2 separate regions of the Homo sapiens genome follow, and region 1 is linked to region 2. The links are chromatin contacts, found by Hi-C in ENCODE. All regions are on one chromosome and are shown on one strand. The core of a region is the stretch at or near the end of the contact, and the rest is flanking DNA. Distances in the headings are between cores, read along the strand shown. Region 1 has its middle 62 kb from the start of ZCCHC2. Region 2 has its middle 240 kb from the start of BCL2.

The links. Hi-C counts contacts between places; a loop is a spot of excess contacts on that map. Pooled maps may share reads with other maps.
Region 1: a pooled map shows a loop between it and region 2 (14-fold over the local background). The contact joins two enhancer-like sites. A Hi-C loop is called at or near these places in 8 of 37 single-sample maps with no recorded cell type and 6 of 50 pooled maps.

Annotation. Positions count from the first base shown.
Region 1 is chr18:62,582,903-62,587,281 of GRCh38, forward strand. It overlaps a transcript of ZCCHC2 not described here. Among named protein-coding and RNA genes, the nearest start is that of ZCCHC2, 62 kb to the left of the region's middle. RefSeq lists enhancers at 1,298-1,357, 3,223-3,402, 3,274-3,568. Within about 2 kb of position 1,594, at least 5 of the 41 ENCODE cell types and tissues checked have a DNase peak (open chromatin) inside an H3K27ac peak, as active enhancers do.
Region 2 is chr18:63,073,553-63,077,808 of GRCh38, forward strand. No RefSeq gene overlaps it. Among named protein-coding and RNA genes, the nearest start is that of BCL2, 240 kb to the right of the region's middle. RefSeq lists an enhancer at 177-226. Within about 2 kb of position 1,704, at least 25 of the 41 ENCODE cell types and tissues checked have a DNase peak (open chromatin) inside an H3K27ac peak, as active enhancers do.

The sequences.
Region 1 (4,379 bases), core at 344-2,843, 490 kb before region 2:
AGACCAGCCTGGGCAACATGACGAAACCCCATCTCTACAAAAAATACAAAAATTAGCTGGTCCTGGTGGTCTATGCCTGTAGTCCCAGCTACTCAGGAGGCTGAGGCAGGAAGATCGCTTGAGCCCAGCAGGCAGAGGCTTCAGTGAGCCCAGATCATGCCACTGCACTCCAGCCTAGGTGACAGAGTGAGACCGTGTCTTTTTTTTTTAATAAAAGGGAAGATGTGGACGAGAACAGGTTTGGGTAGGAGTGATGGCAGTGATTCTTTGGATGGTGAGGAACCTAGCAAACATAGCTCTTCATTAGACTAAGATTAGTTAATTTTGCTCTATGCACTGATGAACGATATAGAAGCTATTCCTTACCCTCGCAGATTAAACCTAGTTGGAAAGCTTGCCAGTTAATGGTATGTATGGACTGTACAGACATGCCGAGTCATAACGGTCATGATTATTCAGTACCAAAGTAAAAGTTTATGGCAAGGCAAATCTACATTTAATTTTTTATGTAAGCACTAAGAATCAAATTTTTCTGAAAAGGTTCCAAAGAGATGAGAAAGCACGGTGTAAAATACCTGTTTTCTTAACAGCACCTAGTACTTAACAGCACCATCCATTTGAGCTTGGAAGACATCTTTTTCACTTCTCCATACTGATTGCAAAAGCATTCTAAGGTTAAGGCAGTGAAACCATATGGAGGCAAGCTGTGACAATAGTTCCACCCCATGACACTCCCATAATCTTAAAAGAATAAAAAAATACTGACCCCCCCCTCCACCCAACCCCACCCCACCAAGAGGGAGGGCTCATTGATTTCCAGAGCAGTGAGTTTCGAGGTGTGAGATATGAAGAAATGGGGTCCCTGCCTGGAAACGTAGTCACGACATCTCTACATCTTCTTCTCTTTAGGGGAGGAGACCAGCTGTTAAAGGATGAGGGGCTCTGGGGTCCCAGGGCTGAGAGGCAGGTGTCAGCTCGGGGTGGAGGGAATGTTTTAACTGGAGTGCCCTCGCCCCTTCAGATGACCCTGTGCAGAGAGAGGACAGGCCAGGGCGGACAACCTTGTCTTTCCCTGGATGCTCATTAACGTATTGGCTTGCTCAGGTTGGATTCCTAGGGTCAGAATAACATCATATTTGATGTTACCGCTGCTTACAGATACAGCTGTTGTGCTTGTCCATGCAAAATTTCCCTAATTCCTAAACGCTGTCCTCTGTTGAAAAATGTAAGCCCCCTGAATTGGAACATGGGTACACATCACCTGAGTTCTGTGTGTGTATGCAAATGTTTATCAATTGTGGAAGCTTTGGAATTGGGGGTGGTTTGGGGCTTCCTCTTGTCTGTTCTGTAATGGGGGCACATCACACGTGTGGGGACCGGAGACCCTTCACGCAGTCACCTCCGCCTGCAGAGAATGCGGGCCTTGGTCACCAGAAGCTCTCAATCCCATGATCCGGTTTTGCTCTCTGAAATTTGGCGGTGGGAGTTGTGGTGAGGTGGGGGGTTGGGTGGTTCTTCATTGTTTTTCTTTTTCCTCTTGCAGTTCCAATTTGAGCCGCTGTGAAAAAGGCCTCCACCAGCCTCTCACCAGAAGAGATTGCTCATTGGAACGCAATGCCACCTGGTGGGGGACGAGGACAGTGCGAGCAAGCAGATGTTATTTCCTACTGACCTAATTTAGAGAACATTAAACGTAAGAGAGGGAACATTTGGGGTTGGAAGCCTGTGCCCAAAACCTTAAAGAGTGCAGGCAGCTGGCCATAAAAGCAGCTTGAGCAAACCCCTCATTCAGCCGTTGAAATGTGTGTGTGAACACTTTAAAGGTTTCCTCTGTGCTTTTCCTGCGTGCATTTGGTCATCACAGCTGTGAAGTGGGGTGGGAATGTTTCCCCTCGTTTTCTAGGAGAGAAATTTTGGGTTCAGTGAGACGAAGTGCTGCAGACAGGCCCATGGTGATGCTCAGGCCTCTGCTTGAAGTTGGTGCTCACTTCCTGGCACCACTTCCTGCCCCCACCAGTGCTTCTGGCAGAGCCCAGGGCAGTGGCTTTATGGAACTGTGTAAGGTGATAGGAACCCACAGGTGGAATGGCCGTGTGGCCTCTGGACTGAGGAGGGCTGGACCAGGTTGTGGGCACGCCTGGAACACACGCCACATCCTATCCCATAGCGAGGCCTCTTCCTTGTGGCTCTCGAAGGATTTGAGGACGCGGGAGGGTGAAATGTTTCCAGAGAAATATCCAGGACTTTTAGAACTAGGCTTTCAAAAGCATTTACCTGTCAGATAAATTCAAGTGGCATCAATGCAGATTTTAAATGTGTACAGATATCTCCACTCGCACGCTGAGTTGTGCTTCACACAAGTTTTGCGCACGGAGTATTCCATTAAATCTACTGAAGCAGTGGGGCAAGGAGAAAGGAGAGGTGACTGCTGATGTTTTTAAAGCTCTGACAGTCACATATAGATTGTCCCAGGTACCCCTGCTGCCCCCAAGACACTCCAAAGGCAAAGATGGATGGTGACAAAGTAACCTTCATGCAGAAACAAGAACAGTCACCCCCAACAACAAGCCCTGCTGAAGGTGAAGAATGCCACCAGGCTGCCTGGCAGTTACTGAGTGCTTATTCCTGCTAGCCTATTGGAGTCACGTCATATTTGTTACATGGTAACTTAATTGTGCCTTCCACGCCTTCACAAAATCAGTTGTACAAGAGAAGGCACCCACCACAGTCCATGTGACCTTTCTCGGTCTGATTTACATAGTGGGGATGATGACACTCGCGTTGTAGAGTAGTTGCACGATTAAACCTGGCACACAGACATAAAGCACTCAATGTCTGACACATAGTGGACTCTCAAGAAGTTTGTCATGCAGGGGACACTTGAATGCCCAGTATGGGCCAGACAGCATCAGCTCATTTCAGTCCCACAGCCCTGTGAGGGAGGAACTCTGCCCTGTTTTACAGTTAGGGAAATTGAGGCACAAAGGCTAAGAAGTCGATATCCAAGGGCACAGAATGATTGGGTGACGGTGAGCCCAGGCAGTGTGACAACAAGGTTGCTGCCCCACGCCACCTCTGTCTTTCGTGGGTATGTCGGTGTGAGGTGTAGGCAGCCCTGCACTGGCATTCAGCAGGCGGGACTCCCGGGCAGGCTCTTCTGCGAACACTCATGGGCCACCAGCCCTTTCTGGAACTTGCCTTTTTTTTTTTTTTTTACCTGAAAGCTACGTGAATCGTTGGTAAATTGGTGTAAAAATGGAACTGAGTCATCTCAAAAGTTCCTTTCAGTTCTAAAATTCTGTGAATTGAAGCCTACTTTTTCACTTTAAATGATTTATTGGGTTTACAGTTCTTTACGCTTTCTGATTGAACTGATTTGAAGTTCTTATTTCGTGTGTTGGGGAACACACCCCCAACCCGTCACAGCGTGGCCGTGGGTGGGAGATGGACGTTAGGCTGGCCAGTCACTAGGGGGCAGCATCAGCACGGGTCTGGCTGTCCCTGGCCTTAGGGAGCAGTTTCTGCCCCTCCTGCCCCGTCAGAAAGTCTCGGACTCCTCTCTGCTTGCATGTGTAAAGTTTTCATTTTCAGGGGCCTTTTAGTCAAAAAAAATAAAGCTGTATGACTTAGTGCTGAAGGATATGAATTAGGCGTAGCTCTTGGGTTGGCAGCATAAACCAAGGGGCATCAACCCACCACCGACAAGCTAAGAATGGTTTTTACATCTTTAAATGGTTGAAAAAGGAAAAAGAATGTTTAGTGACACGTGAAAAATACATGAAATTCAAACTTCAGTGTCTACAAATAAAGTGCATTAGCACACGGTCGTCTTGCTTCTCTATGTGTTGTCTGTGGGTGCTTTGTCTTATCCCAGCAAAGTGGAATAACTGGGATGGAGACGCTATGGCCCTCGAAGCCTAAAATATTTACCGTCTGTCCCTTACAGGAAAAGCTTGCCATAATCAGCCTCATCTGAAGAAAGATGCACTTCGCATTATCTTGAAGGTCCTGATTTTCTGGGAGGAGGGACTCGTGCCCTCCTTTTCGGGCTCTGCTTTCTTGGCACAGTCAGTAGTTTCTGGCGCTTAAGAAGGCACAGACGCTAAGTGGGTGCAGTGAGCCCAGGCAGTGCGCGGCACTGAGCGGTTAGGAAGTTGCTGGTTCTTATGCACAGTCATTCAGCAAACCTTGGCTGGGAGCTCAGCCTAGCGAGGGGCATCCTAGCACCAAAGATCAGAAAGAATGGGGAGGGGAATGAGGGAAGGACTTTCAAAGGGCGTGTTTTAGTTGAGCCAAGAAGGAAGAAGTGAGCTTTTCCTTAGTGAAGAGGTGAGAGATGGCAAAGGAAACAGCATCGCCCAAGGTGCTTCTGGGAAGAG
Region 2 (4,256 bases), core at 454-2,953:
ATCTTGAATCTTAAATGGTTGCCATGTGTCTGTTTATTAAAAATAGAGTTTCCTTTTTTTCTTTCTTCATTCACCTTAAGTAAAAGTCTATTATAGCAAAAATGCAACAGTGGCATCCTGTGGCTTGGCCTGTGAATGACAGGTGCGTGTCACAGTTGTGATCTTGGAGGCTTGGTGTCATGGCTACACAGAGGTACAGGATCATTGTGAAGAACATGGCATGTTAGAAGGAAAAGCTCCATTACTTTATTTAAGACGTAAAATTATTATAAATGACTCATTATGATCTTTTATCTTTATTTCATGGGAGTAAATTGCATGCATAATTAAAAATTGAGTTGAGAATAAAGCCACAGAAATGTACTTGTTTTTTCAAAAGCTTATTTTTCCGGACTCTATGATGAAGTTTCCCTCTGTCATTTTTACACATAGAATATACCATTATTTCCTCTCATGTAATTCTTCTGTAAGTGTAGGAAATGGAGTGAAAGAATCCATATTAAACCATTAATAACTGTAAATACTTTATCTCTCCACCCCCCCAGAAATAAATACAACTAAATCTCGGAAGCCTTTTGATTGTGATGCTTGGCTGCTGAGCCCTCTACGCTGGAAAGGCAGCACTATCATATTTAGCAGTGCGTGCTTCCAGCTTCAAACTTTAAAAAATAGTTTAAAAACATCTTCAGGGGCCGGGCGCGGTGGCTCACACCTGTAATCCCAGCACTTTGGGAGGCCGAGGTGGGCGGATCACGAGGTCAGGAGATCGAGACCATCCTGGCTAACATGGTGAAACCCCGTCTCTACTAAAAATACAAAAAATTAGCCGGGCGTGGTGGCGGGCGCCTGTAGTCCCAGCTACTCGGGAGGCTGAGGCAGGAGAATGGCGTGAACCCGGGAGGCGGAGCTTGCAGTGAGCGGAGATCGCGCCACTGCATTCCAGCCTGGGCGACAGAGCGAGACTCCGTCTCAAAAAAAAAAAAAAAAAAAAAAAAAAAAAAAAAAACTTCATAAACAACATACAGTTATACTTTTTCTTATTTAAAATGTTTACATAAGTAGAATTATGATATTCACATTCCATGAAGTTTTGCACTGAAGATGTGGTTGAGGTCTCACGTACGCTTATCTTGTGTGAAGGAATGTATGGAATATGAATGCCATAATTTTACTTATGTAAATTGTAAAAATAAGAACAAATATATATAATAAAGACCTTTGGATTTCTGCTTCTGAGGACTTCCTGTTCTCCTTCCCTCCACTTTCCTATGGGCGTGCTTCTGTTCTTTATTTATCCGAGTTTTCTCCATTAAAGATAAATTCTCTGATAAGATAAATACAGTATATATCTTTATTAATTCCTTTGTTATAGATCCTGCAAATACCTTCTCGAGGCCTGTTTTTTCCTCTCTAACGTTGATGGGGTATGTTTTGTTATAAAGATGTTTTCTGTTCTGCAGGGTTGCGTGTCAGTTACAGTTGTCATTTGTAAGCAGTAGAATCCGGTCTGACCAGTTTAAGCAGAAAAGAACTTAGGAGAGACAGAAGGGAGTTCACACAACGTTTGGGACAGATGGGAAAAGAGGCCTGAGACAATGAAAGGGACACTCCCAGAACCAACTGACCCTTTCCGGAATCTGCTGCCCACCCCGGGACCACACCGCCTTTGCCCAGAATGCGCCACTGAAATGACAGCGGCTCCCGGAGACGCGCAGCCAGCCAGCTCCCTCCCGCGGCCCGAGGCCCCCGTGTCTGATTGGCAGGCCTGGTCACGTGCCCGCATTTTGGCTGGGAAAGAGTCAGGGAAGGCACCGATTCAGATTCTCCCTTGGGGAAACAACTAAAATGCACGCAAGGTGGCCTAAAAAGCTTGGCAGATTCACTTTGGGCCATAAAGATATTCTTCAAACTTAAAAATAAAAAAATAAAAATAAAAGAAACTAAACTAAAAAATATCTTCATGAACAACATACAGTTATGCTTTGTCTTATTTAAAAATTTTCCATACATAGAATTATGATATTCACATTCGATGAAATTTTGCATTCAAGATGTGGTTGAGGTCTCACGTCTCAGTAGTGTTTAGTTGCGATTTTTCGTGCTGAGGTCTTTAATTCTTCTGGAATTAATTTTTGTATAATTAGTGTAGGAGTCTTTTATATGAAAAGCCAATGCTTCCATCATCAATGATGGCACAAGCTCATCTTTCCCTGCTGATCTCTAGTGCCACCGCTATCATATTCCACATCCCACGTAGCCCCTACATGTGAATCCTGCATGAACATGGATTTGCACCAGGCTCTCTATTCTGTCCGCTGCCTCTTCCTCTGCTCAGACAACTATATTTTAATTTCTGTGACTGTCTAGAATGTTTCAGAATCCGCAGGCCAACTGCTCCTGCCCACCCATTGTTCTTATTTTTCGAAATTATCTTGGCAATGATAATTCACTTTTCCATATGAATTTTAGAATCACGTTACAAATGAACAGAAAAGTTCTGCTGAGATTTTATTTGGAATTTACTTAAATTTATAGATAATTTGGGCAGAATTGACATGTTTATGCTTTTGAGACCTCTTACCCATTATTCAGATCTTCTTTTATATCCTTTAATAAAACTATAATTTTTTCCCATAAAGCTCTTAAAAATGGTACGTAATGTATATTCTTTAGGTCCTTTATAGTTTTGCTGCTATTGTGAGCTGGCTTTTTTTTTTTCCAATTTTTTCCCATTTGTTATTGTTCACATTCAAAAGTTATTGAATTTTGCATGTTGATCTTGTAATCAGTAGCCTTGCTGAATCCTTTTTTAGTTCTAAAAGATTTTCTGTTGATATCTATGCATTTTCTTTGTTCTTTCTTTCTTATTTTATTTTATTTATTTATTTTTTTGAGACAGAGTTTTGCTCTTGTTGCTCAGGCTGGAGTGCAATGGTTCGATCTTGGCTCACTGCAACCTCTGCCTCCCAGTTCAAGTGATTCTCCTGCCTCAGCCTCCTGAGTAGCTGGGGTTACAGACACGTGCCACCACACCTGGCTAATTTTTTTGTATTTTTAGTAGAGATGGGGTTTCACCATGTTGGTCAGGCTGGTCTCAAACTCCCGACCTCAGGTGATCCACCTGCCTCGCCCTCTCAAAATGCTGGGATTACAGTCATAAGTCTCCGTGCGCCACCCATCTATGCATTTTCTATGCCTAAAAATAATAAATTTTCACTTCCTTTCCAAACCTTATGCATTTTATTTATTTGTTGCTTACTGCATTCGCTAGTATTTTCTGTGTAAAGTTGACTGGGGTGGTGATGGCTGCCCTGCTTGCCTTTTCTTGGTTTTAATAGGGATAATCCAGAAAGATGTGATATGATTGCTTTAGGTTTTTGATAAAAACCCTTCATCAAATTAAGGAAGTTCTCTTCCATTTCTAGCTTCCTAAGAGTTTTTCTTTTAGATAAGAGAAGGTGTTGAATTTATAGAATAAAATGTGTCATTTTATTTCTTTTTGATCTATAAATGTTGTAAAGTTCTCCTGATGGATATTTCTGACATTCTTACCTTCCTGGGAAACATCAAAATTAGTTGTGATCGTTAAAAAAAAAATACTCTGGTTGGATTCCATTTGCTAATATTTATTCAGGAATTTTAATCTACATTATAAGTGAGATAACCTATAGTTTCTGTCTCTTGTACTGTCCTTGTTTCATTTTGGTGTTAATTCTACACTATCTAAACTCAGTGGCCTACTGTCCTTTTCTGTTGTCTGGGAAGCTTATATAAGATAGCAATGACCTTTTCCTTAAAGGTTTGATGAAATTCACTGCTGAAATCAGCTAAGACTAGTGTCTTTTTGGGGAGGTGGCTTGAGGGCAGGTATATTTGATTGTCAAATCAATTTCTTTAATGCTAATTGTTTTATTCAGTTTTTCTATTTTAAAATTCAGCCAATTTCAGAATAGACATAAAATTGTGCCACAGATTCCCTTATGATTTTGTTTCTGCTGCATATGTGGTTACATTATATTTTCTATTCCTAATGTTTATTTGTTCATTTTTCTTTATTTATCAGCCTTAATGGGGATTTATTTTATTAGCATTATTTTTCTTTTCTAAGACTCATTCTGTCATTTCTATTTTACTTTTGTTTCCTTTTCTTATTTTTTTGTTTTTATCTTTAATATTTCTTTCCATCACATTTTTTTTGCCTAAACTCGTTGTTCTTTTTCTATCTTCTTGAATTGACATGAGTTCATTTATTTCAT